7 separate regions of the Mus musculus genome follow, and regions 1, 2, 3, 4, 6 and 7 are each linked to region 5. The links are chromatin loops, found by intact Hi-C in ENCODE. Cell type or tissue: left cerebral cortex. All regions are shown on one strand.

Region 1 (4,000 bases), 190 kb before region 5:
AGGAAAAGATAGTCTCTGGGGAAGAGAATATGTGGTCACTGGTGGGAGCTGGGGGGAGTTGTATGCATGTGGGTGTGAAACAATACCTTGTAAATTGTAAAAGAACAATTTTTTGGAAAGTATTTTTCACATAGTGACACCAGGATTTTATAACCTGACCCTACTTTGCTTTCCTCCTGTGTGACAAGGTGGCCAGAGAGGGGGTGTTCCTGCTGCAGAGCTTGTAACAGGGCTAGCATGGATGGAATCTGAAATGACCCAACCCTTCCTCTCTTGCAGGCTTCTGTGTAACCTTTAATCTATAAATATATCCCTCCACTTCTCATCTTGCCCATCCCATTAGAAAATTCAAATTAAGCTACTCACAGCTTCTTTTGTCGTCTATAATTCCTACCATACTCTGTTACCTTGTGAGGCATTAAAATATTCACATTAGCAGGACACTTCAAACAGTTGCCTCCTTGAAAATAAAGGGGGAAATGAACTAGAGAAGTTATATTCTGAGAGCAAAGGGCTAATGTAGTTCAAGATTAGCACCATGGAGGCAGAGGACAAAATTGTCCTGGAAATAAGAACTGTGTTGACCTGAAACATTTGTGTTAGATATTGCTTGGGAGATTATTTTCTTAAGATTACTATGGTAGGATTTATCATTTGCGTGAATCGCCTGCATTATGGATTATGTAGGCTTATGATAAAATTTTGTTTGCTTGCTGTTTCTGTTTGTTTGTTTGTTTGTTTTAATTCAAGATAAGGAGTAAACTCAACTATGACATGATCCCTCTCAGAATTGGTGTAAATGAACCTCAGGGTAGGGACATCTTGTCTCACCCAGGTGGTTGCTCATCCATCTAAGGGAAGCATCAAGCATGCAAATAGCCCAGGAGTTAACACAGGGAACATCATCCAGAGATATGCAGCTTGCTTGAATTAATGATACTGATATGGACAGAATGCATCGGGCAATATGAAGAAATTTGCCATGGTGTATACTGATATGTATTCAATATTTTAAGAAGAGGCAAAGGTATTTTTTTTCAAGTACACATGATTAAAGAAATGGAAGCACTCTAGTAAAGAGAAAGCAGGTTAAGGGATAACAAAAATAGTTAGTAGGATTCCCCCAAGAAAATGTATCTTTACTAAGTTCTGCAACATGCAGTAACAAGACGATAGCTCTCAAAGGAAGGCATCACCTTTGAATCTATGCTCATGAGGAGTGTCATTCAGATTGTGCCGATAATAAAAACAACAATGAACACAGCAGCAGAAATCACTGCACTGAGTCCGTATGGAATCTGGAGTTCGATAATCAAATGGGGGCATCTACATGCAAACATTTTTCACACCTTTATCTGTGGAATAAAAGGCCAAGTGGAAGGAGAAGCAGACACTGTAAATTCTTTCACTGTATTTGATAATCTTGTTTACTGGCTTGTGATTTGTCTTGTGAATGCCAAATGCCCTATGTCCCTTCCTCCGACAGAGAAAGTAATGTGTTTCTCAGCCGTGGATCATTTAACATGTGGCCATTCTTCCCATTTATGTCTGTGAAGAATGCTTTGAGGAGCCAAAGTGTCACAAGAATCTCAGTCATTAGGTCTAGTCTAATCTAATCTATCTCCATACTTTCCTCCTTAAAATAACAGAATGTATGGTTTTGTTTTCAGAGAAGGGGGCGGGTTAAAAATACAATATGGCCTCTCCCTTTCTCAGTATCCAGGCCTAAGTCATTTATTTTCGATTGCCTTGAGACTTAGGTAAAGGATTATATGGCACCCTACTTACTATGCATTCATCTACGACTTAATCCATGCTTCTTTACACGGTGCGTCGTGATCATAACCCTCAGAATTTCCTTCCGACTCAGAAACTCTGTCCCTGCGTCTGTTTTCATCCATCCACATCTGCCGCTACCCCGGCCCTGATCATTCTGACTTTACATGTGTATCTTTTGCATTTTCCACATTGTTCAGGGCTGATCTACCAACGGTCTGTCAATGAAGTCTGGGGACTTACTCACCAAGCCACGCACTGCTCCCTCCATCAGTATATATAGTCTTTGATTCTGAGCCCATCACCACCCAGTTGTGTCTCCACCAGCCCAGATCCAGGAACTATGGAAGCACTGTCACGGAGGCGAACACTAGAGGGCGCAGGCTAATCCTACAAATGTGGTGCTGCTGGTGTAGCCCTCCTCCCAGAAGAAAGGGATTTGTTCTGGTTCCCTGTGGAAATCCACAGAGAAACCTCAGTGTCCCAGTTTCTCTTCTCTTCGTTTGATAATTTCTACTTCAGTCAGGTCCCTCTCCTCTTCCTAGGAAGTCAATAGGTGTTTTTGTTTTGTTTTGATATTTTCTTTATATTCATTTCAAATTTCAAGTGTTATCCCGAAAGTTCCCTATACCCTCCCCTCGCCCTGCTCCCCTACCCACCCACTCCCACTTCTTGGTCCTAGCATTCCCCTGTATTGGGCATATAAAGTTTGCAAATACCAAGGGGCCTCTCTTCCTAGTGATGGCCAACTAGGCCATCTTCTGCTACATATGCAGCTAGAGACATGAGCTCTGGGGGTACTGGTTAGTTCATATTGTTGTTCCACCTATAGGGTTGCAGACCCCTTCAGCTCCTTGAGTACTTTCTCTAGCTTCTCCATTGGAGGCCCTGTGTTCCATCTTATAGATGACTGTGAGCATCCACTTCTGTATTTGCCAGGTACTGGCATAGCCTCATCAAGACAGCTATACCAGGGTCCCTTCATCAAAATCTTGCTGGCATATGCAATAGTGTCTGGGTTTGGTGGCTGTTTATGGGATGGATCCCCGGGTGGGGTAGTCTCTGGATAGTCTATCCTTTCGTCTTAGCTCCAAACTTTGTCTCTGTAACTCCTTTCATGGGCATTTTGTTCCCTATTCTAAGGAGGAATGAAGTATCCACCCATTGGTCTTCCCTCTTCTTGATTTTCTTGTGTTTTGCAAATTGTATCTTGGGTGTTCTATGTTTCTGGGCTAATATCCACTTATCAGTGAGTGCATATCTAATGCTTCTTTTGTGATTGGGTTACCTCACTAAGGATGATATCCTCCAGATACATCCATTTGTTCAAGAATTTCATAAATCCATTGTTTTTAATAGCTGAGTAGTACTCCATTGTGTAAATGTACCAGATATTCTGTATCCATTATTTTGTTGAGGGACAACTGGGTTCTTTCCAGCTTCTGGCTATTATAAATAAAGCTGCTATGAACATAGTGGAGCATGTGTTCTTATTACCAGTTGGAACATCTTCTGGGTATATGCCCAGAAAAGGTATTGCTGGATCTTCCAGTAGTACTATGTCCAATTTTCTGAGGAACTGCCGGACTGACTTACAGAGTGTACAAGCTTGCAATCCCACCAGCACTGGAGGAGTGTTCCTCTTTCTCCACATCCTCGCCAACATCTGCTGTCACCTGAATTTTTGATCTTAGCCATTCTGACTGGTGTGAGGTAGAATCACAGTTGTTTTGATTTGCATTTCCCTGATGATTAAGGATGTTGAACATTTTTTTCAGGTGCTTCTCAGCCATTCGGTATTCCTCAGTTGAAAATTCATTGTTTAGCTCTGTACCCCATTTTTAATAGGGTTGTTTGGTTTTCTGGAGTCCAACTTATTGAGTTCTTTATATATATTAGATATTTTATCGTATTTAGGATCGGTAAAGATTTTTTCCCAATCTGTTGGTTGCCTTTTGGTCTTATTGAAAGTGTCCTTTGCCTTACAGAAGCTTTGCAATTTTATGAGGTCCCATTTGTCAATTCTTGATCTTACAGCACAGGCCATTGCTGTTCTGTTTAGAAATTTTTCCCCATGCCCATATCTTTGAGGCTTTTCCCCACTTTCTCCTCTATAAGTTTCAGTGTCTCTGGTTTTATGTGCAGGTCTTTGATCCACTTAGACTTGAGGTTTGTCCAAGGAGATAAGAATGGATCAATTTGTATTTTTCTACATGATAACCTC
Region 2 (4,000 bases), 570 kb after region 5:
CCTCATCCCAGATGCAGACTAGATCTTGATAAGATAGACAATGTTGCTGGGTCCCTGTGGCCCCTCAATGGCGCTGGTGAACTGGTGAAAGGCAAGGGGTCTGGTTCTCACCAGCCATGTGGGAATATAAGTAATGGGGCTAAGAAGTCGCCCTCCTCACACTTGCTCTGGCCTACTCCCAGGGAGAGCGCATAGGTGTGCCCTCTTCCCTGAGGAAGGAGCCTGGTTCTTTAAGTTACCAATTTATGCACCTTTTATTTGAACCAGAAGTCAACTTCTATGGAGTCAAGCCACTGACACGCAAGGTTTTATTTAGCTCATAAGCCATAGTTACTGCCCCCACACCCCCCAAGAATCTAATCACATACACTAGAAGATCATATAGAAAAAGGTGTCTGGTTTTAATTAAAGGGATCTGTCCAACTTCATTCTGTGTGGCCATACTACAGTGATTCACCTTCAAAGTCTGAAGGGATCTCTGGTCAGTCCACCTTCTCCTTGACTAAACCGACAAACTTGTTCTACAAGAAGTTACAAAGCCAAGATTGCTCCACACATATGCCCCATCCCTGGGTCCAAAGCTGTGGCCTCCAGGATCCATTCAGTAAAGCCTTGAGCATCTTCCTGCTGGCCCCAGAGTTGTGTATCTTAGTCTACTTCCTGTGATTATAACAAAATGCCACCTGGTGAGTAACTTACAGAGTGGTTCACTTTGCCTCACTATTGCAGAGACTGGGACATCCCAGAGCGAGTTGCTGATGTGGTCAGTGGTGAGGTGAAGGCAGGCAAGAGAAACGTAGAAGCTGAACTTGCTTCCATAGCAACCTGCTCCTATGATAATGAACCATCTCAAATCTTCTCAAACTACCTGTGAGTAAAGACCAGGATTTTACTTCTAGTCTGTCACAGACTGATACATTTGTGAAAAATTAATCACCAAAAGTTACTAGAATAGTTAGTGAAAAGGGGAAAGCCAGGTGAAATAGACATCTGCACATTTTATCACGAGGTTTGGCAGATGTAAAATCGCCCCACCTGAGGTTTCTAATCGCTCTCCATTTTGCAAACACTACGTGGCATAAAGTGACGTAGGGGTTACTCTGGGACTGACCCAGCTCATATCCACATTCAGCAAATACCACCTAGGGTAAAAGTCTGACTGCTCCCAGTCAGACCAACCCCATTGTCCCATTGCTGGCTCTTGTGATAGAATACTGTGAAATGGTAGAGAGCCAAGCATGCTGGTGAATGCCTATAATCTCAACCTGTGGGAGGTAGAGACAGGAAGGTCATCTTGCTACACTCTGAGTCTGAGGCCAGCTTGAGCTATATTATACAATATAGCTCAAAAAAACCAAACCAAAAAGAAAAGGTAGAAAATAATTAGCTTACTGAACCTTACTTAAAAGTTTATGAACCTACCCCAGGCCATTTAGGGGACCTTACCCATTCATCCCAGGCTCTCTATCCCCTCAGGGGTATGTCAGCCTACATGTTGCTCCAGCAAGAGTGAAGATTACATCAGGAACAGCTAACATAGCAGGTCCCTGAAATACCATAATAAGCCACAGCAAACAGTGGCTTTGATACCCCAGGGTTGGGGAACACCTGTGGGGGGGTGGAGTTATTCTCAGAGGCAAAGCAGAGATAATGGGTGGAAGAACTCAGCAAAGTGGAACTGGGAGGGACAGCATTTGGGATGCAAATAAATAAAACAATTAATACAGAATTTGTTAAACAACAGACATAGATTCTCGTTTTGCTTACATCCACCACACTAATGAAGAGTACTCAGTATCAGGCCGCTCCCAAAACTGAGCACCAGAGGACCATTAGCTACAGAGAAACAGCCATTAAGTCTCCACAAAAAGTATCCCCACCTATCTAGGCTGAGGGAGTCCCAGTGGCTCATGGGAGGATCGTTGGGACTCAGTGCTCGCCATGGAGATAGCATTGGTCTTCCTCTTCATACTCTTGCCTGAAGCATATACACAAGGGATTGGGATATCTTGGAAAGTGGGCAGAGTCCCAGAAGTTTTAAGTAGAAAACCTCTCCCATGACTAAAGCTATTTTATAAGACCCTCAAATTTCTCAGAGCATCAACATGTAGCCAGCATTCAAAACACTTTAGAATGAGTAGATGAAGCCAGCTAGGAATGAATGCTGGTGCCTCTCAAGTTGAACATCTCAGACAGTACAGCATTAAGTCCCTGGTGGTCAGGGGCAGTCCAAGGCCTCAATAACCCATATAATTCTTTCCTGACAGTTATTAAAGATAGGCATGTCTTATCCAAGACGTTCCTCTAGCTTAAGCCTGACCTTAGTTGGAACAAGTCAGTTTACTGCCACCTACTGGAAAAGTTAAACACACAATGCTGCAGTGTCACTGATGCGAGTAGTTCCCTCAGGCTGGTACCTGGAACAGGTGCCATTTCTGCAAACACGGAAGGCTGTGCAGAATAGCTCTGAGTGATGACGGTAAGACTTTGAGCAGCAGAGGCAAAGCGGGTTCCATTGTAGGAGGGGGCTCCCACATGTACCTCATGATGGAGAAAAGTCAAGGTGAGGCAGGAATACAGGCTTTCTCCAGCTTTGGGGGAACAGACAGGTCTTGCTCACAAGACTCGTGGTCTGAGAAAGGCTTTTCTATGGAAGACAGTGTGAGAGAGTGATGAGGGTCTTAGGAGGCTTCTCATGCTGCAGTAGAAAGCGCTGTACCCATGCACATACAAGCAAGTTTAGACTCTGGGTATTTAGAGAGAGAGAGCAATAGAGAGTAAGAACAGGAAGTTGGGAGGGGAAATGGGGGGGGAGTTAGAGGAGGGCTGAGAGGGCAAGGGATGGATAGTGGATTTGATCCAAACACACAGTATGCATGTGTGAATATTATATAAAATATTGTTTAAATAAAACATTAATTTTTTTTAAATAAATGTCTCTTTTCTCCCTATTTTCTGAGCCTTCCATGCTTGAGCGCCCATGAGGACGGGTCCCAAAGGTCACACTTCATTTCCTTGGTAATGCCTTTTGTGGTTGGATTGTAAACATGGACAAGAGCCACAAGAAAGAATATTTGCATAGGATGGTGCACACACAGCCTGGGGGATGCCCTGGTGGGTAAAATAAATCCTTCCCGATGGGGCTGTGGAAAAGAAACTACCAGACGCTATGATGGTTTGAATGAAACTGACTCCGTAGGCTCATAGGGAGTAGCACTCTTAGAAGCCATGACCTTGTTGGAGTGAGCATGGCCTTGTTGGAAGAAGTTAGTCACTAGGGTTAAGCTTTGAGCTTCCAAACACTCAAGTCAAGCCCGATGCCACTCTCTCTTCCTGCTGCCTGTTGACCTTGATGTAGAACTCTCAGCTACATCACCAGCACCATGTCTGCTCACATGCTGCCATGACAGTGAACTAAAGTTCAGAACTGTAAGTGAGCTCCAACTAAATGCTCCTTTACACAAGTTGTCATGGTCAGGGTGTCTCTTCACAGCAATAGAACCTCCAGCTGAGACAAACACAGAAGCCAGAAGCCAGGAATGCTCATCAGAGAGGAAAGGGGGAAAGAGATAGTTTAAAAACAAGGCGTTGTATTTCTCCTCGAAGAGTAGTTTTTCCTGTTGACTTTGTGCCTTATATGTCATACAAAAGGCAAGAAATTCTGCTCAATACCTGCTCAGAAAAATAAAAACATTGAAAGTAAGAGTGTTCACATAGCCTGAACATTTTCTTTTCCAATAATCTTCCACTAACATAGCTAGAATAGCCAGCAGAGACACTGGTGTGGGTTTAAGCAAGTGTATCATCTTCTAGGCAGATCCTTGAATTTCTTTAATTTTACATTAGGATATAAAATCATTCATTGTAATGGGTCACTAAATGCACGAAGTCCTTCAGAAGCGCCATCGATGAAAGCACAGCCTAGGCAAAGGGAAATACACTGTGATTTCTGCTCTGGCTGTATTTCCATTTCCTAATAACAATAATGAACTTGAAGCAT
Region 3 (4,000 bases), 200 kb before region 5:
TCTATTCTTTTTATGATAATCACTGTATATAAGAAAACTGCATATGTTTTTCTGTACGGTATTCAAATACTATTAGTTGGTTTAAATGAGTCGGGAATATATACAAATTACTGACTTAGGTGATTATTTAAATTAAATATTTAATAATTTAATGTTTACAATTAATTATTTAATTAAATTATTTAAATTAAAAAGAGATTCAAGTTCTCTTTACTAGTATCACAATGCACATTATCATGCTAAGGGAAATAAGCCAGATGCAGACAATTATTACATGCTCAATTAGTTACTTTTATGTCCCTCTGATAAAATGCCATGATTGTGGAATCTTATAGAAGGAAGAGTTCATTTAGGCTTATGGTTAAAGAATGATAAGTGTCCATCATTATCACAGGGAAACATTAGGCATGGCAGGAGAAACAGAGGCTGGAGCAGCCAGCTAAGAACTCACATCATGAAGCCATGCGCACAAAGCAAGAACACCAATGAGAAATTCCAGCCTTTAAAATCTCAAAGGCAATATCCATTGACACAGATGACTGTTCAAATAGGTGAGCCCATGAGAGACATTTTCTCTCAAACCACCATATGTGTTTTCTTTCACACAAAGGAACTAAGTTTAAGTGTAGAAGGAAACTGTGTGATGTGGTAAGATGTTTAAAGGGGGGGAAAGAGGGGGAGTGACAAAAGCAACACATAGAGGTGCAAATGTTCAGTGTCACAGACTTTCTTTCATGTGGAGATGCTACACAGATTACAGATATATATGTTAGATGGATAGGTAGATAGGTAGATAGGTAGATAGGTAGATAGGTAGATAGATAGATAGATAGATAGATAGATAGATAGATAGATAGATAGATAGATAGGTAGATAGATAATAGATACATTGATAGATGGTATATACATGATAGATAGTGATATAGAATAGATGATATACATAGATAATAGACAAACAATAGATGATAGATTGATAAATTACAGATAGATAGTGAGATAGATAATAAATTCATTAATAGATAATACATTGATAGATATGTGATAGAATAGATGATAGATATAGATAATAGGCAAATAAGAGATAATAGATTGATAGATGACAGATAGATACATTGTAGATAGAAAGATGATAGATGTAAACATGTATCTATATCTGCATAGATATATGCATACTCATATACATGTATACATAAACAGACAGACATAGAAACAGTAAGAGACATAACTCAGAGATTAAGCACGCATACTACTCTAGCAGAGAATCTGAGCTTGGTATCACAAAACACATCAGGAGTTTCACAACCACATGCAACCCTATCTCCAAAAGATCCAACACCCTCTTCTGGTTTCTATAGGCACATACACTTGTGTGCAGATACTCTCCCCAAACACACGCATATACATATAATTTTTAAAATCTTTATAAGGTCTTAAAAAGAAGGAGTTGGAGTAAGGGATGAGTACAAGTGAAGACCAATGTTATGTGTGTATAAAGAGGTCACAGTGAAACCTTTTATGCCGAATATTTAAAAAAATAGAGAAAAATAAATAAAATTAAACATATAAACCTTTAGGGGCTAGTCCATAGATTTATGAGACCTCCTGTCTCTTGAGACCCAAGGCAACCACCTTCTTTCTAGGAGGTGACAGGTTTATGACTGCAAAACAGGGCAATGCCATCCATCACATACTTAGTAACATTCATTGTTATGTCCCTTCATACGAGTTATAGAACTCCCCCTTTTAGGAATGGAATAAGACAGATTCGATACTTATTTTTTCTTCAGACACTTGCATAAAAAAAGGTAAATCACCAACAGTATACAATAATTAACTCATACTTCATTCTAATACCCATTATTCTACTGAGTAAGCACCGCTAATATTCAGGAAAGAAAGCTAGACTGCAGTCTGGAACAGATAAATCTTTCAAGGGAGTTGAAAATGAGCACAGTTACATCCATTGCCATGTGTGCCCCAATTCATTATGAAAGCCACACAGAGAGAAGAAATCACATTCCTGGACTCGGTTGGCCCCATGAACCCCCCCCCCCAACATATGGACTTACTCAAATGCAGCCAATCCCCAGCTGTCAAGCTGTACTCTCTGCTTACGCTGGCTTTCTTTGTTCTCAGAATACAGGCAGCACCATGGTCTGCTGTTCAGTGGCTCTCACGGCTACTTTTCACTGTTCTCCCATCCTACCCCCAAAAGACCACCATAAAAGTGATGGGATGAAGCACTCTACTATTGTGACTGTCAATCACTGCCAGATGCTATGTGATAATGTTTAGGTATCTGGTGATCTGGACACTTTCTACATCTGTGGTGATACCTAGTTGTGTGAGTTTCAGCAAGCTCTTATTTGTATCCATTACTAAGACATTTGAATAGACATGTCCAGTGTTTGTTTGTTTGTTTATGTCTCTTGCTAAAAAGACATATCAATTATTCTTATCTGTAATATCTCTGTAATACACACACACACACACACACGCGTGTGTGTGTGTGTGTGTGTGTGTGTGTGTGTGTATGTGTGTTCAAAAAATTTTAAAGCATCTGGGATGTTTAGCTTGGGGATATTGCTATTAAGAAAGCTGGGAACAAGACATGGATATTATGGGACTATAAATAACAGTATAATATTTTGTACACATACACACAATGATCTTGCATGATATATAGGTCTGTATGTTTGGGATGTTTGGGCTTTTTTGAGACAAGATAAAATAGAAAATGTTTTAGGCTTTGCATGTTAAAGTCTTCTTCTAATGTATTATAAACATAGCCATGACAGTCTATGGACATAATTGTGTCCCAATGAAATTATAAGTAATCACTACAGATTAATTTAGAAAGAGCCTGGATCGCCAGCCCTATCTACGTTATCACATACCATATGGCAACCACTGGCAGTGGGGACTGCAGAATGCCTTATGCCAACAGATTTATAGAATTTTTCCTCTCTTCTATCAGAAACGAGAGCCATGGACAGAATCATTACCCTATCATTACCCAGAATCATTTCATAAAACCAACAAAAAAAAGTCACTGCTCATTCTCAGCAGTGACATACAAAATCATTTGAAACCTCAGCTAATTGCATTGTTCCATTTCGTCTGAGAGAAGAGACCAAGCTGTCTGGGGCTCCTAGCACAGCCTACTGGTTACTGTTATCTATAGTCCCAAAAGAGGCATGCCTTGTTCCCAGCTTGCTTGGTAGCAGCAGCCTCAAGCTAAACACCCCAGATGCTTTAAAAAGAAAATCTTTCTGAACATGAAACGTAAAGCTGATATTTACAGCTTCAGAAGACTTATTTCCAGTAGAGGTGGACTTCTGCCCTAGCTTAGCATCCCCAAGAGAGCTCTCTGCCTGCCCCACTCCCTCAAATCATTGAGTACCACAAAGAGGTCCACAAAGAGATGTGGAGAGGAAATGAAATTGTGCTTCTGCCCTACTCTTTAGGTTTATTTTGGCGAATCTGTGCTTGTTTTCATTTCCAGGTACCAACCTGACACGATCCATAAGCCTGGCTGTATAACAACCACTCCTCTGTCTCAGCAGAGCACACAGCCATCAGAAAGACAAACTAGAAGCCTTATTTATGGCATGGCCGAGCTCCTTAGGGTGCTGTGAATTCTATGTCACAGTCTCATTCCAAAGCTCCTGTTTAGTTCTTGACACGCTCACATACTTATGTCTTGACCCATCCCAGAGGACTTCAGGGGCTTCACAGCTCAGAGCTTCTTTGTAACTGTATTTATCATGGTCACTGCCCCATCCCACTAACGTTTGCTCAGTAGACCAGGCCCCACCAGACACCATGGCTAGACATCAGTTCAACCTTTTATACAGTCAATACTTGACATCACTCTAGAAACTAGAGACAGCACAGGAAAATAAACAGAGACTACTGCTGCCCTCACAGCCTGAGACACCCAAGGAGAGAGGCAGATCAATGAAAGACAGTAAATGCCATGATGGTTACAGAGAAGGAG
Region 4 (4,000 bases), 480 kb before region 5:
TACCCAAGCTCTCCCAAGCTTAGACTCAATAGAGCTAAAGGAGGCAGTTTATAAAGGTTGGCTGGTAAAGCATGGCACCGTGGGGCAGGAAGGATCCCTAAGCCCAAGGAGCAGATGGGGCATACATACTGGCTTCAGAACATTTTTCAAAGGGAGTCTACAAAAAGCAGCAACGATATTACCTTCTCACTGGGGCTGCTAACTTCCAGTGATCAACTGCCTCCCTAGCACTTCACAGAAATTACCTCATGTGTTATGTCCTGTATTTGCCTGGTGTGATTGCATCAGGAACAGAGGCACTGTCTCATACCCTGTGTCTTTTCAACACCCAATAGATAGTGACCATCCACAGCACGTACCAGAAGAGCATATTGACTGAATACATATCTTATGTGCTAGCATCAACAAAATGTTTTGTGTTCATGTTGTGAAAGGCTTTTTTATTAAGTGGAGAATAAACATATTCTTGCAGATATGCCCCTGGCATTGTGTTTGTTTCAGGTGACAATCTCATTCTTGTTTTGCGTTTGTAAAATATATATAGATTTTCAGGGTATAGAATCTTGCTATGTTTATGAATGCAAAGATCTCCCTGTTGTGTGCATCTGTAATTTGTTCTCCATTAAAAAATGAGACCCCGTAGAGAAATTAGTTCATGATGAAGAATCCAACCATATCCCAGTTTTTCCTCTGAACTGGCCATAGAGATCTGGCTCATTCTCAAGTATGGAGATGTCTACTTGGCCTTGAAATCTACTTTTAGCCAGTCCCCCTAAATCAAAATAAGATTTGTTATTTGCAAAAGCCAACACTACATTCATTCAACAATTTGTAAAACAAGTCCATTTGCCTCAGTTTTGGTCCTAACAGTTTTCCTGGCTATGTGGAGTCTCAAGCCACTCTCCATCTATGCATGTTGCAGAGAACATCACATCTGGACTCCCTCTGCATCTCTCACCCTACTGTGTCTGCAGAGTCCTCTTCACTACTGTACTAATTGAAATAACTTGTATATCTCCTTCAAAAAAGTCAGTTAGTAAAGAGCAGAGCCCACTGGAACTGTCCACATTTGGCACTCTGCACACAAGATAGACATGATGCTGGAAGAAGGGAGACTATCCTTAGCTATTTGCTTTCTCGCCTCACAAGTAACCAAGGCTGAGTCAGCTTGACCAAGTGGTGACCATGAACTCTCAGTTGCTGTTGGGTGATAATAAAAATCCATCACGTGCTAGATACTGCAGGAACATTGTAAACACATGTGCACACTTGTGAGCATCACAGTCAGTAACGGGAACTGTATGGAATAGGTTCACAAGGATGTAGAGTGCTTATACCACTGCTTACTAACTGTCAAAATTCAGAGTCTTCACAACTTTTTTTCAAAAGGAAGAATAAGAATGGAATCTGCTTTAGTCACTGTGGTATAAAGATTGAAACAGCTCAGTGGAGTTAATATTTATGACCAATTATGCTCTGGAACACGGTACGTGCCAAAAAATATTTCATTTACCAAAGATACAAACTTGAAAATGAAGGGAGTTATCTGTTTGTCAACAAAGAGAACAGAACAAAGCATATTATGCTTAGAACTGTCAAGTTGATGTTGCTTGCACACAGGGTCTTACCTTCTCTTACAAACTAGGAGGCAGTAGTTATTACCACTTACACGGGAAGCATGATGGATTCCTATAGGCTAGTGTTGGCTTGGTGTAATTTCTTGAGCAAAAGGTGAACTTCAATTAGCTGAAGGCAGAGTTAGTCAGTGTGGACTTTGTTCTCCATTTTCCTGTCCTCTCAGTTTACCCCAGGGAGTTGAAAAAGAATAATGCCATATAGAGCCACACACTGGTCCCACACATGCCTACAGATCAGCTAGAGCTAATGACTTGACTGGCCCTTTTACTCTGCAGACATGCCACACTGACAATGCCTCATTCACAAGGTGGCTCCCAAGGAGCATGCGACTGACTACTGTAAAGCCAGCAGATGGCACTGTCTGCAGAGGTCTGCTTTGGTAATCCAACATATCTCACACTTCCTTCCTTGTTCTCTTCTATCGGGCTGAGCATTTCCCTGGTTAGCTTTCCATTTTCTGTTGGTCCTGAGATGCGTGTTACCCTCATCTACCCAAGGCTTGTAACTAACACACTGTTGTTGATGCAAATGAATATAACTTTTATCTGATTAGAGCTCTCAGGGAAGGAGGCTAAGGACAAGGACATCTGTAGTACAAACAAGTTTCCTGTGAAGGGGATCCTGGCGACTGGGCACTCAGAAATTATACTGTCTGCCAATGTCCAAGTTTTCTTTCTATTGCTATAATAAACATCATGACCAAAAGTAACTTGGGCAGTAACCAAATCAGATCTTGGAAGAATGCTTCTTACTGACTTGGTTTATATAGCTTGCTTAGCCTGCTTTCATATACATGCCAGAACTTCCTCTCAGAGATGAGGATACCCAAAGCTGGTTGGTTCCTTTGACATTACTCATTAATCAAGAAAATGCCCTTGCAGATTTGCCTACTACATGTCAGTCTGATGGAGGCATTTTCTCACTTGAGGTTTACTCTTCCCCAGTGACCCTAGCTTGTGATAAGTTGCCAAAAACCTAACTGGCACAACCAGGACAAAGACAGCTCCATGAAAGGCACATCATAGACATCCATTATCAGAGTTGTGCCATTCTGTGCTGGTGGGGATTATCAACTTTTCACTGTTGTGAGAAGGGATCTAAGACCAAGAAGAAATGGGAAAACAAGGACTCTGACAGTTCAACAAGATCAGAAACTTCAAATAGCCAAGATCAAGATAGGAGGCAGGCTATTGTTATTTTACTTCTGTTATCTGTTACAGATTACCAAACCCTTGGTATCTTAAACCACAATAATTCATCATCACATATCTAAAAACCAAGAACCTAAAAAGTACCCCATGAGCCTAAAAAACACCTGCCGATATGGGTTTAGCCAATTTTGAAGTTTTGGGGAAAGAATCCCTTTGCCTGCCTTCTCCACTTTGGAGTGACTGTTCAGATGCTGTGCTTTGTGGCTCCTTGCTTCTTCAAGAGCCTTCCCAGATGGTGAGATCTGTCTCACAACACAGCACTTTGACTCTGGTCCCTGTGTCTCCACTTATCAACTTTAGTGATAAGTGGATATTTAGTGATAAGTGGATAAGTGGTCTCTGGATATTTCAGAACAGTCTTATCTAAGAGTCACATGTTTAATAACCTTAATTCTATTTGCAATGTTAGTTTCTGGTTTTGATAGAATGTAAGTTATCTGAGAGTGTTGGAAATCTGCTGGTATATAATATAATATCAAACGGTGGTGGGATTATTTTATCTACCTCATCCAAATTCAAAATAATGTAAACTATTACATTGTAACGCTATTAATCCAAACCCTTCTTGAAGGTATTTATTTTCTTTCATTTACAACATTACATGTCTTATTTAACATGATGAGATTTATGTTCCTTTGTGTGTGGTGCTAGAAGTAGAATCCAAGATTCTTTGTGTGTTCTGCCACTGGGCTACACCCTGATCCAAGATGGCAATTTTTAATTTCACCCACATAAGTATTTGTTCCAAACAAAAACAAATTCCTGTTCAGATGGTGCCAAGGAAAATCAGTCTCTCGTTTCATTACACTTGGGGATAGAAAAGAATGAGCAGAGCCCATGGTCATTAGGCGCTTTTGAGCCCCTGCTGCACCTCCCTGGACTTCAGCAGAGGTACTTCTGAGTGCAAAGGAAAATTCCAGTCTCCAGACACTGATGTAATACAGTTTAAACAAAAATGGCAAGGTATTAGACTGTGGTAGCCTAGAATCTATTAATGCTTTGTAAGGCATATAGAATATTTTTCTTTTATACTCAGTGGCCTGTATGTGTGGCTATGTGTGTAGGCCAAACATTATCTACATAAATTAGTTCTCTGCCAGATCTTTTGAGACAAGGTCTTTCACTGAGCTTTGAGAAGACTGTTCGGTCAC
Region 5 (4,000 bases):
CAATTCTACATTTAAAAAAAAATGGGTTACTTGACTAGGAGTTGATGCGAACGAATGGATCTGTTCTGTACTGCACATGGCATGGGCTGGAACACAAGCCTCTTCTTTAGGGTCGGCGTCCATGCTCACTCATATATCCAACAGAATGCCTGATGCCCTTGGCTGGACTCTTAGCAAAGCCCTACCCATCCCTCCTCCACCTTCCTGCATTTTGTCGCCGAAAAGCCTCTGTTTCAGTGACTTAATGATAAAACGACATTCAGTTAAACAGATAAAAATCATTATCCAGTTAATTGGAACTATGCAACGGTTTGGCTAGGTAGCTCTTGATATAGCCTGGCATGAGTAGCAGTTGATATAGCAGCCCAAGAAACTGGCATCTATTTTGAGCACGAAGCATACAGCACAGAGAAATGCTTGTTGCTTTTAACAACTGTCCCTCAGCAAGAGGCTACAATGAGGATACAGAAGAATTTCCTCTGAGAAGCCAGTAGCTACAAGGACTTCCTGTGGTCCACAAAACCTAGGGTCATGGTAAACTTGTGGGAATATGTTTGCATTCATCTTGTATTGTTGTGAACTAGTTTTACTCTGTGCTCTTCCATTTCTCTCTTTCAATCTCTGCAGACATGACTAAGATGTCACTTGAGACAGACACAAGGAGGGATAAATACCAGCTTATTTTCAGCAGATTCTAAACACCTTAAAATACTTCCTCTGGTCCAAGACAGTCTTCCCTACCCAGAAGACCAAAGTCTTTGCTCTCAGCAGGGATCCTGCAGCTGTTTGCCATTAAGGCAACCAAATAAGTTAGCAGCGGCTTAAAAGGCATCAAATGATGAGCATCGCTTATTTCCCATGTGAGGAAAAGTATGTATTGACTACAGCCGCATAAAAGCTGATACCAGTACATGGACTTCACAGCTGAATGGGCACACACTGTGACAACAGTCGGCATCTTGGGTGAGCCACTGTCTCAAAAGTTTTTATAATAAACTCACGGCAGGAAGTCTATGTTTCAAACAACTACACTTGGAACTGCTTCTTCATGGAAAACAAACGTGCAGAAGAAATGTGAGTGGGCAGAAAGAAATGCACACTTCTTTTGGAGTAAACACAGGAAAGAAAAGTAGTTTCAATGATCTACAACAGAAGGTGTCTGCTTAAGCCTGAAGTGCAACAGTGAACTTTTTACTCCAAGAGAGGAACTCCTCCCTCTCTCAAAAGATGAAAAACAACATTAATTGGCAACCCTAGTTGGGTATTTAAAACGTTTCCTATTAAGGGCTAGTTTTATCTTTATAAAAGACGAATTCTGTATTTAATAACGCATCTGCACTTCAAAAACAGGGCTCTTCCTGACAAGCCTGGACACACAGCTATTTTTAAAAATATAAATAAATACACTGCATTAATTTTAACACCCGGTGTTTAACCAATGTGCTGCTTAGGAGCAGAACCTCCTCTCCGTATTACACATAACTCTTATACCTTCGCGCAGTTTCAATTGTTAAGTCCAATTGTCAAAGGAGAAAAATGTGTACCCTGAGGAGTTTGTAGGAATGTGTCTTAGGAAGAAACCTTTCCAGATAGACGGCTTCCGTCCAACTTTTCTGTCGCTTAACTACGCTAAAAAGCTCTCCTGGGTAAAGAGAACACTTCTCTCAACTCTTCCTTTTGAGAGGAAAAGAGGATCGCCAAGGGCGATCGCCAGAGATCACTCCCCTCCAACAGTTCCTCGGAACATCCTGAGCACCGATCTTCTCCTGGCCCCAGACCGTGAACCCGGGTATGAAATGCCTTAGTCTTCCTCAGCAAAACACCCTGGCGGAGTTGTGCCCTGGTCCCACTAACCCCAAATTTTCACGAACACCGCAGAGCCCCTGTGCAGAGAGCAGGAAAATGTCCCCTAGTCCACCGTGCAGGGAGGTAGGCGATTCCGACCACCAATCCCGGTTCCAGATCCCACCAAGCAAGCCTGGCCTAGCGCGGAAATCACAGCAAAAATCTGTGTTTTACTGCTGCCTAGGACCCCTGACCCATTTGCCCAGGACAAAAACACTAACAAGCTCTGTGACATCCTCTCCGAAAGCTCGCTCTTGGCGCCCCCTGCCGGGAATCTCCGGGACGCCGCAGGCGCAGGAAAGTTAAAACCCAACTCAAGGCAACCGCATCCAGGTACAAACAACAAAAAAGGACGTGAAAGCGCTTCCCGCCAAAGCCCGGGGCGGGAGGTGAGGGGTACCGGGACCGGGACCTACCCGCTCTGGGCCCAATTCCAAGGGCGATCGCCGGAGATCACTCCCCTCCAACAGTTCCTCGGAATATCCTGAGCACCGATCTTCTCCTGGCCCCAGACCGTGAACCCGGGTATGAAATGCGTGCGGCTGGGCTGCCCGCAGACGGGGGCTCTGCGATTGGAGCTCATCCTGCTGAAGCCCCAGGCTTCGCCATCCCTGCCTTAGTCTTCCTCAGCAAAACACCCTGGCGGAGTTGTGCCCTGGTCCCACTAACCCCAGATTTTCACGAACACCGCAGAGCCCCTGTGCAGAGAGCAGGAAAATAAATGTCCCCTAGTCCACCGTGCAGGGAGGTAGGCGATTCCGACCACCAATCCCGGTTCCAGATCCCACCAAGCAAGCCTGGCCTAGCGCGGATTACGCACACAGATCTCCACGGGTACCTGAAAGGTGCTGGCCGAGGTGCAGGCTTGCCCACTGACCGGTCGCACACCCGGACCTTCTCAATCCACGCTCGTATCCAGGGAAAGGCTAAGACACAAACTTCCAGCCCGTGCACTATCTCCACTGCGACCGCCCCCGCTTTGATGGTAGTCCTGCACGCGCCTCTGCCAGGTTGTCCCCACCCAGGTGTCTGCAGAGTGACCCTACCAGAGACTTACACCACCCGCAAATGGACCAGTGCCGAGTCCAGTTCACACGTGCAGGGTCTCAGCTATGACACTCAGGGACTCTGCGGGGAGAGAGCTCACCAGATGCCGGGCGCGTTCCTCCTGCTAGTCATCCAGCGCCCCGGGGCCCGGAGCTGCTCCAAGGGTCCTCTTCAGTGTACTACGAGGGAAGTCGAGGCAGCCGCCACCACTGCACCCCGCCACTTCTCCAGAGCTATCCTCCTCTCGCAGCGCGCCAGGCTGGGGACCAGCTAGTCTGCCGGAGTCTCCAGTTGTGCAGCTGAGTGGACAGGCTCGCGCCGAGAGAGGGCGACCGGTGAGGTGGCAAAGTTGGGTACCCTCTGCTTAGTAGCTGCGCGTGGGAACCAAGAACACCCCCAAAAAGGATTGCACGTGCCGGGACGCCCCCGCAGTGGGAAGGTGGGATACAGAGGTCGCCACAAGGCTGGGGCCACCGTCAGCCAAGGGCTGAGGAGCCCACCCGCGGCGGGAGCGCAGCGCGCGCGGGAGTGGGCACAGCGTGAGCAGCCGCTGCTGACGCCGCCTTCCTAGCGAGTAGACCAGCGCTGGGTGAGCGGGCCCAGAGCTCGGGGCGGGGAGCACAGGACCGCCTCGCCTCGCCCCGCCCCCGCCCCGCCCCCTCCGCCGCACCTCCCCTACTCCGCCCCTCCCGCGTGCAAACTGAGCGCCCCACCCACCCCTGACCTTCCCAGGCCCCTCCTCTAGCCCCGCCTCTTCCCGAGATGGGACCCCCAAACACTCCCCAGGGGGCTCTCTACACACCCCAGGAGTTCTATTTGTGCCACCAGAGTGCAAGCTCACCCAACTGGTGACTTTTTTCGAACTCCCTTCCTCGCCTGGAAGAGACCTTCTTTGGCTACCCGCCCCTTGCCCGGTGGCTCCTACGTGGCTACTTTGCAGGATGGGCTGTATAAAGGGCTGGAGGCAGTTCAACCCAAACCAGAGACGTGGCGTCTGCTAGGCCTGCCTAAGCTCCAGGTAAGTGCGTGCCCCCGGCGGATCGCGGGTGGGAAGAAAGTGGAAGTTTAAGATTCAGTTCTTCTGTGTCATCATAAGAAGACTGGGGTG
Region 6 (4,000 bases), 470 kb before region 5:
AGGGAACATTAAAATGTTTGAAAGAGAACATGGAAACTATCTTCAAGAAATGATGCATTTTTCTAGTAAGGTTCTTTGATTATTTCAAAAGCAAGCTCTGTGCAGGTTCCGTGTCTTCTTATGAGCAGTCACCATTGGAGTCAACAGTTTTGAAAGATGCAGCAGTTAATTTTAGAAGCACTGAAGGGTTTACATTCTGGAGATTTGGAGAAACATTATAATATATAACATTTAGTAACTGCTGAGGTAAGCTTTAACACATAGATGTCAAATTTTGCAATAGCTCAAACACCTACCACCTGTGTCTGCTGTATTGATACTGCAAACCCACGAATGAATCTGAAGGTAATTATACTGAGCCTTTGGGTTCTCTTTTTGGTGGTGGAGAAGCCTTGTTTACCATATAGCTCCCAAGGATCCATGGGGAACGTTCTGGCCACTGGAAGGCTATCACCAGAGACGCCAACATCATGTCCTATTGCTAATACTTCACCACCCAGTCAGTGACTTGCCTCCCCCAATCTCACCTATAAATGGATCATCAATTTGTGCTAGACATTGAAGTGCCTTTTATAGTTTATATTCAAAGATATATCATTTGTTCTTTCATGGCCCTCACTGTGGTATTAACACATGCCTTGCGTTTTCCCCTAAACATTTTACTCTTCCCCCAAATATATAATCCTTTAAAAAATGAATAGCATTAAATATACTCAAAAGAATCTAAAATGGTGTTCAAGCTTCTCTGAGCATTGCTTCTCACTACTTATATTCACATGTTCACTATTCAATGTATATCTAAACTTCCTGTTCTTTTCCTACCAACTCTAAACTTCTACTTCATCATTTCCATCTGTTCTGCATGAGGTATCTTCTTTCTTCAGTTGTAGACTCTAATCTTTCTCTTTTCATCACTAATTCCTCACTTACCCTTAATGTTCATAAGATTAATGTTCCCGAAATATTTGCCTTTCTTCCCAGATGTCTATAGTTTCTTTTAATTGTCATTTATGACTCTTTCCTTCCTTCCTTCCTTCCTTCCTTCCTTCCTTCCTTCCTTCCTTCCTTCCTTTCTCCCTCCCTCCCTTCCTTCCTTCCTTCCTTCCTCCCTCCCTCCCTCCCTCCCTTCCATTTTGTGCATGTGCGTGCATGCGTGTGTGTGTGTGTGTGTGTGTGGTTTTAGGTATGAACCCAGGGCCTCAGTCATGCTAGCTAATATTCTACCAGCGAGCTACATCCCTAGCGCACGCCATCATTTACTTATTTTCCAGAATGCATCCCATCTCTTCATCCTACTTATTGCTATTGTTTTCCATAACTTGTGTCCTGCCATCAACTTTGTGATTAAATTCTTGTATACCAAGGTGGCATTGATATCAGGCTATGGCACTTTTTGGAGGTGAGACCACCTAGAAGTTTTTGTTTGTTTGTTTGTTTGTCACTGAGGGTCTAAGGTACCTTGTGTGCAGCTCCTTAGGGGAGGACAGATTATAAACTGAGCAATCCTGGCTATGTCATTCCTGGTTCAGATTCCAAACCATTGGAGCTACTCAATGATGAGGCTTTAAACGTTTGCCTTTTCATTAGGTAATTTTTTTAAAAAGTTAAAACCTAATTACATCACTTTACCTGCCTCCCTTTCTTCCCTCCAACATCTTCTATGTCTAGTCCTCACCCCTGCCTCAAATTGATGGCTCCTTTTTTTTTATTACTTTTGTATGTGCATAAATATATAAATACAACCTACTGAATCTGCTTAGTGTTGCTTGTATGTATTTGTTTTCAGGGCTGAGCACTTGGTATTAGATAAGCAATTGGGAGTCTCATTCCTGGTAGAGAGGAATTCCTCCTATCCCATCCTCAGTCATTGGGTAGAGTTCTTTGTCTACAGGTGGGACCCTATGGTATTTCCTCCTTCCAAGTTAGAATGTTTATTGGTATTGACGACACATTACAGGCCTTGCTTAGGCAGCTGTATTGTGGAAGTATCATAGTTTTGGCTTAAAAGTCTAAATTTTTAAACTAAATCTCCTTTTTTGTTTTTGTTTGTTTGTTTGTTTGTTTGTTTGTTTGTTTGTTTGTTTGTTTTTGTTCTTTTGTTAAAACAGACTACTGTTGCTTCTGGGCCATAGATGCAGACATAGCCCACCCTTGACTGTAGCATGGGTCAGTACCTGACCATGGCCTCGAGGTGGCAGCATAGGCTACTTGCATCAGGCTGTTCCTCACCACCCTTGAATTTCTATTTCCTCCTCTCCTCCTAATGCACCAGTTATCCCAATTCTCTTTCTCTCCCAACTCTCTACCACATGCATGCTCACTTTAGTTGTGCTCACCACATGGCGGCTGGCATGTCCCTGGGAGTCTTCAGCCGGTCTGCTGTTATGTGGTGGTGACTCCAAACTTTTTTTTTTGCATGTTTTATGTGCTTACATTTCAAATGTTGTCCCAATTCCAGGTTTCCCCTCCATAAGCCCCCCCCCCATCCCATAATCCACCCCTTGCTTCTATGAGGGTGCTCCCACAGACATTGTGTCTGTTTTTGTATCAGCAGATGGGATGGATCTCTAGGTGGGGCGGTCTCTGCATGGTCTTTCCTTCAGTCTCTACTCCACTTCTGTTTTTCTTTTTTCTTCTTCTTGAGTCAGAACTTTATTTGGTACCTACAGCTGCCTGCACCTCATTGTTTATCCAGCCCTGGCCTCAAACTCAACATCCTATCTCTACCTCTCCAGTGCGGGGGTTGGAAATACATCATCAGCTCTCCTAACTTAAAGCCATATTTTCTCCATCAGTGTCACTGAATTTTACAAATAACACAAACTAAAATTTACAAGTGCATTTTAAAATAACTTATAATTTTACCAATTTGAACTTTACAGCTGCAACAGTAAATTCTGCCACCCAAAACATTTCCATGCAGTTCTTCTGTCAAAAGAACATCCCTCCTCCTTCTCTCAGCATCAGAGAAGCCCACATCTCTTTTCTGTCACCATGATGTCCTTTTTTTCCCAGAATGTCCTATGAGTAGAATCATGAGATATACCTTTTTTCTTTTCTTTTCTTTTCTTTTTTTTAGGGCGGCTAGCTCATTTGCCTTGGTATAATACTCTTGGCTTCATTTCTGTTGTTGCGTGCCAGCATTTCTTTCTTTTTATTGCCAAGGCACATTCCATTTTATGGTATACCACAATCTGCTTACTCATCCACTAACAGCTGGACATTTGGACCCCCTTCCATTCTTTTCCTACTGTTAATTTTACCCTATGCATTTGGCATACAAATCTTTGTATGGACATATGTTCTCATTTCTCTGAGTAAATATTTAAGTGTTGTAGGACTCTGTAATAAACATACAGCTTGATAAGAAACTGTTGAACTGTTTTCTAATGCGGCTATTCCATTTTGATTACCATCAACAATCTGTATTTCTCTGCGCTCCAAATCCTCCCCTACAGTTAGTATTGCCATTGAGTTTAATCACTGTAATAGGAGCATAGCAGTATTTCAAGTTAGCTTCACATTCCCCAGATGACTAATGATGCAACCACTTTCTCCTGTGCTTGCTAAACTAGAATGTCTTGTTTTGGTAGAGGGTTTGCTAAACTCTTGTGTCTTGTTGGTTGTATTAAGGAGATATTCTTTGTATACAGCTCAGACAAGAGTATTTATACTGCAGTTGTTTGTCTAGAACATGGCTGACTTTCCACATTACTAACAATGTCTTTCTGGGGCTGAAGAGATGGCTCAGTGATTTGAAAAGCTTGATTCTTTTAAAAAGACTATAGTTCAGTTCCCAGAACCCTCATTAGGCATCAAACAAATGCCACTAACTCCAGCTATATACATGGACAATATACAACTGTATACACATGAATAATTGGCAAAATACAACTTTATCTTTCATGCAACAAAATGTTCATTTTGGTGCTAATTTTCTTATATGGGTTATGTTTCTTGTGTCCTCTCACAACTTTGTGTATCCCAAGGTCACAAATGT
Region 7 (4,000 bases), 320 kb before region 5:
ATGATACTCAAACTACTTATCTTATTCTTAGCCTCATTCTCTGATAAAAGTCTTAAAATATTGAAAGGAAAAAATTCAATTGTAATTGATTGATGATTACCAAAATCTACCTGTAAAAATTTAAACTTTTTCTAAAGCTCAGTTTTCTTGGAAGTCATGAGTTTTATGATTTGGGATGTTAAACCACCCAAAATTGGAAGGAAGGACTGACTGTCTTATATCACTAGTCAATGATTGCTACTAACAGGAACTTAGTTGATTGAGATTGGGATTTTTCCTTTGCTGGCAGTGGTAAGATCCAAGCTTAACCACTAAGCAGCTGTGGCCCTGGCTATTTGACCTGCCTGGAGACGCTATGCCCCTCTCTATACATAGAACAGTGTCATTCATGTGACACTGATGCCACATGTATAGTCACAAAAATGACACATCAGACCAAGTATCTGGAACTTGATGATGTTAAATATTTTGCCTGTGTTGTTAGTAACAGACCCACAGAGAAGGCTGCTCTTGTGTGTGCTGCATTAAAATTCTTATGTCGAATCTATCTCTCGGCATGGCAGTAGTTGAAGACAGGACCTCTAGGAAGCATTCCATGCCATAGGAGTCTGACCCAGTAGGATGGAGGAAGAAACACCAGGGATGAGTCTTTCTTCTAAGGGATGATGTAAGGAAAATCTTGTCATCTTCAACACCTTTGGTGGTTTGAATATGCTTGGCCCAGGGAATGGCACTATTAGGAGGTATGGCTTTTTTGAAGCAGGTATGGCCTTGTTAGAGGAAGTGTGTCCTTGTAGGGGTAGATTTTGAGGCCCTTCTCCTAGCTGCCTTGAAACCAGTCTTCTGTTAGCCTTCAGAACAAGATGTAGAACTCTCAGCTTCTCCAGCCTTGTCTTCCTGGATGCTGCCATGGTTTCCACCATGATAATAAGGTACTGAACCTCTGAAACTATAAGCCAGTCCCCATTAAACGCTGTCCTTTATAACAATTACCTTGGTAATGGTATATCTTCACAGCAATAAAAACCCTAAGCAAGACAACACCTCACCAGAAAATGATCCTGCTGTTACATTGATCTTGAAGATATAGTCTCCAAACTGTGATGAAACAGGGGACTCTTTTTTTTTTTAATACTATCTAAACTGCAGTATTTTGTTACAGTAGCTTAAGCAGATGAATAGAGCTGTGGTCTGAACTAACAAAATAAACAGCACCATTGCCAGGTCTCTGCTTCTTCTGAGCACTGGAGGTGGGATGCTTCACAAAGACATCACAGCTTGAACATTCTAATTGGGTGACGGAAAGATGAATCCACACCAGTCAGATCTCTTTTCCCAGCAGCCACTGCCACAGTCCCCCTTCCCAACAGGAAGCCTCACCATACTTGCCAATTAGAGCTCGAATTCTGTTTGTCAAGACCCATTGCTCTGTGCCCTGGGCCCTATTCATTGGAACATCATTCATTAAGGATCAGAGATTTGGGGCACACAGTCCATCATCATTAGCACTAATTGAAGCCTGGATTCCTAGCCTACTGCAGAAGACTGCCCTTTTTCGGTTAAGGATCAGTCACCACAACTCACAAAAGCCCCCCTTTTTCTTTTCTAGGCGCCATAGTCCACAAAAGGCTGTGTTCTATTGATACTCGCTAAGCACAGGATGGTGCTGTGCTGTGGGGGGCAGGAGACCGCAGCTGCACTGTGCATGAAGCCAAGGTTTAATTGCTCAAGCTCACTATGTTGAGTTTCTTCATTCTTAAAAGAGGATTCTTGTAATGCCCTCTTCCCCTGAGATTACCTGAAAATTGGGGTTGGGGTTGGGATAAGGCAGCCAGGCTGAGCGAGAGTTTTCTTGGTACTTGAAGGGTCCATTGAAGGCCTGTGAGATGGCGCTCAGGTTGAAGACACAGACAGCAGAGGCAGCGATGCTGTTTCTGGAGAATGAGAAAGGAGAAGGAACAGGCTGGTCAGAGCCCACAGTGACTGTTGACCTCCACTGATCCCAGGGTAGCATCTACCTTTAGCTATTTCAAGCTCACTTGAGGCTCTTATATATAGCAAGAGGTGAAGGCAGGGCAACACCCAGGGCTTCCTTGGGATTTCCTCATGTGAAAACAAACATCCAGATAATGAAGTAGGGATCCATAGCAGATATGACCCTACCAGCTGGGACTAAATTCACACAGCTACAAGAGGAGCAACAAGGGATTTTGAAAAGCTTCCTGAATTTTTAATTCCAGAGATGACAGGCTTTGTCTTCCAGTAGGTGGAGCTACCCATCCATTTTGCCACCTCTCTTCCACCTGTATCTCTGGCTACTTTAGGTGGCCATTGGCCAACCTCTGATTTCTATTAATTCTCCAGGTGTTTGTGTTTGTCATTCTCTAAAAAAATAATAAACTGAATGTATCTTGCAGGGAGTGCCTGTCAGATTTGTCTCATTTATTATTTAAAGGGAATTATAAATCTAAAGGCAAGAAAAAAATTAAGAAAGTACTGACATGAAGTTGGGAAGCCTTCATTCAGAATTCAGGCTCCACTAGAAAGCTGCAGACAGAAGGCTCAGCAAGGTCAGTGCCCTTTGACTAAGCATGGGGATGGCAAATGCTTCTTTCTCAAATTTGCATTTCAAGCGGGCTATCGCTCTCAGAGGAAAATGAAGACCAAATGAGGGGCACGAATGTATTTTCCATATTAATGCACTGAGCCAATATTTGGTCAGAAATAAGTCAGTTTTTTTTTTTCTACATCTTAGAGAAAAATCACAAAACTTTTAGAACTTCACATCTAACTATCTGAAAAAGCAATGAGGAGGGGGAAGGGCAGAGCCCAAAAGACTTCTCTAATTTCAGTACAATCTCAGAATCTTCTTAAGGTAAAAGACATGACCCTGTAAGGGAAATGAAGCCTACTCATTGAGATCCTGACACAGGCCCATAGATGGGGAGCGGCACCCTGACTACTTTGTAACAAAGATCTGGATTTGAATTCTTTGTGATATTTCTGTGAGAAGTGTATAGTGTCAAAGAACATCTCATAGAAGATGGTGTTTGTTCTGGGAGTCTGGCCCTGAGAAAGGAGATTAAAAGGAACTGGATGCTTTATGTGCATGTATTCAGACTGCTGCTCTTATCTTCCTTTCCACTATCTTTGGAAAAGTAGAACATGAACATCTCCTAAATTCAAGGAGGAAACCGACTTGGGGCATATGGCTAGACTTTGGTAACACTCAGAGACGCAGCTACCCTGGGTCAGAAGCAGACACACAGCAAGGACTAGCCTCAACTAGTTACCTGACAGATAATGGGCAATCCATAGTAATCATAATATCACCTTGAGCCTCCTGCTAAGCTTTTGTGCATATACCATCTACTTCTTCACAAGGAGTCTACAGACCCTAAAAAGACCCTAAGGTTCTAGACAGAGAGTGAGTTGAATCAGCCCATGCCATAGACCATAGAGGGTGAAGCAGATATCTCCTACTTTCCACATGGTCCCCAAGTCCATTTGCTTGGCCAAGAAGCCAAGTGCAATAACAACTACATCCTCTTCTAGACAGAGACACTAATTTACTCTGAACTGAGATGACATGGGCATGGCTATCAGCTCAGGGACTCCCTAGGAAGTCCTGACAGCTGATCATCTGAGCTGGCAAAGGATAAATTTCTCTATGACCCTGTTGGGCATAGTGCCTTTGTTAAAGCATCTACCCTCTGTCTTTTCTCTGTTCTACTTACTCTGAAAGAGACAGGTGGGGAAGAAAGGGCTTATATGAGCTACATGAGGACCCTACCCCTATTATTTTTTTCCAATCTATCCTCTTGAGTCAGATCAACATACAGAAATTAAAGTGCATACCCAGTTTCTTTTGTAGCATCTCCCTCACAGGCATGCGACCCCATCCAGCTATGCACTACTATATCAGCCTCTGAATAAGTTACTGAAAACTGGAAGCAATAATGGTCAACATATCTTTGGAACACAGGTATTCCATCTGGCC

What was found. Hi-C counts contacts between places; a loop is a spot of excess contacts. Peaks named below come from ENCODE experiments on the same cell type or tissue, not always from the same donor. Only the 100,000 strongest peaks of a DNase experiment are listed, where the experiment ranks them.
Region 1: a loop joins it to region 5, with 6 times the contacts of the local background. A loop is called at or near these places in 26 of 42 quality-filtered maps.
Region 2: it touches region 5 in a loop (6-fold over the local background); 7 of 42 quality-filtered maps call a loop at or near these places.
Region 3: a loop joins it to region 5, with 4 times the contacts of the local background. A loop is called at or near these places in 26 of 42 quality-filtered maps.
Region 4: a loop joins it to region 5, with 3.0 times the contacts of the local background. A loop is called at or near these places in 3 of 42 quality-filtered maps.
Region 6: it touches region 5 in a loop (6-fold over the local background); 24 of 42 quality-filtered maps call a loop at or near these places.
Region 7: it touches region 5 in a loop (8-fold over the local background); 19 of 42 quality-filtered maps call a loop at or near these places.

Annotation. Positions count from the first base shown.
Region 1 is chr15:32,435,985-32,439,984 of GRCm38, reverse strand. All of the region lies in intron 3 of Sema5a (sema domain, seven thrombospondin repeats (type 1 and type 1-like), transmembrane domain (TM) and short cytoplasmic domain, (semaphorin) 5A), which reads right to left. Among named protein-coding and RNA genes, the nearest start is that of Sema5a, 190 kb to the right of the region's middle. In left cerebral cortex, a CTCF peak has its summit at 2,140 (motif pointing right); a DNase peak (open chromatin) is centred at 2,146.
Region 2 is chr15:31,671,634-31,675,633 of GRCm38, reverse strand. No RefSeq gene overlaps it. Among named protein-coding and RNA genes, the nearest start is that of Gm32383, 38 kb to the right of the region's middle. In left cerebral cortex, a CTCF peak has its summit at 2,367 (motif pointing left); a DNase peak (open chromatin) is centred at 2,352.
Region 3 is chr15:32,445,827-32,449,826 of GRCm38, reverse strand. The region is part of intron 3 of Sema5a (sema domain, seven thrombospondin repeats (type 1 and type 1-like), transmembrane domain (TM) and short cytoplasmic domain, (semaphorin) 5A); the gene reads right to left. Among named protein-coding and RNA genes, the nearest start is that of Sema5a, 200 kb to the right of the region's middle. In left cerebral cortex, no CTCF peak of the experiment used is centred here; no DNase peak of the experiment used is centred here.
Region 4 is chr15:32,729,037-32,733,036 of GRCm38, reverse strand. No RefSeq gene overlaps it. Among named protein-coding and RNA genes, the nearest start is that of Gm41289, 42 kb to the left of the region's middle. In left cerebral cortex, a CTCF peak has its summit at 1,988 (motif pointing right); a DNase peak (open chromatin) is centred at 2,003.
Region 5 is chr15:32,244,292-32,248,291 of GRCm38, reverse strand. Sema5a (sema domain, seven thrombospondin repeats (type 1 and type 1-like), transmembrane domain (TM) and short cytoplasmic domain, (semaphorin) 5A) reads right to left here and starts at 3,479. Exons shown (of 23, transcript NM_009154.2): 1 at 2,993-3,479. It overlaps Snhg18 (small nucleolar RNA host gene 18), which reads left to right and starts at 3,630. Exons shown (of 2, transcript NR_038186.1): 1 at 3,630-3,910. In left cerebral cortex, a CTCF peak has its summit at 2,114 (motif pointing left); DNase peaks (open chromatin) are centred at 2,910, 3,178, 3,438, 3,909 and 1 more place; H3K4me3 peaks cover 3,326 bases; H3K27ac peaks cover 1,064 bases.
Region 6 is chr15:32,717,028-32,721,027 of GRCm38, reverse strand. No RefSeq gene overlaps it. Among named protein-coding and RNA genes, the nearest start is that of Gm41289, 54 kb to the left of the region's middle. In left cerebral cortex, a CTCF peak has its summit at 2,185 (motif pointing right); DNase peaks (open chromatin) are centred at 2,231, 2,647 and 3,161.
Region 7 is chr15:32,566,646-32,570,645 of GRCm38, reverse strand. Sema5a (sema domain, seven thrombospondin repeats (type 1 and type 1-like), transmembrane domain (TM) and short cytoplasmic domain, (semaphorin) 5A) reads right to left here. Exons shown (of 23, transcript NM_009154.2): 10 at 1,799-1,934. Among named protein-coding and RNA genes, the nearest start is that of Gm41289, 200 kb to the left of the region's middle. In left cerebral cortex, a CTCF peak has its summit at 2,265 (motif pointing right); DNase peaks (open chromatin) are centred at 1,504 and 2,264.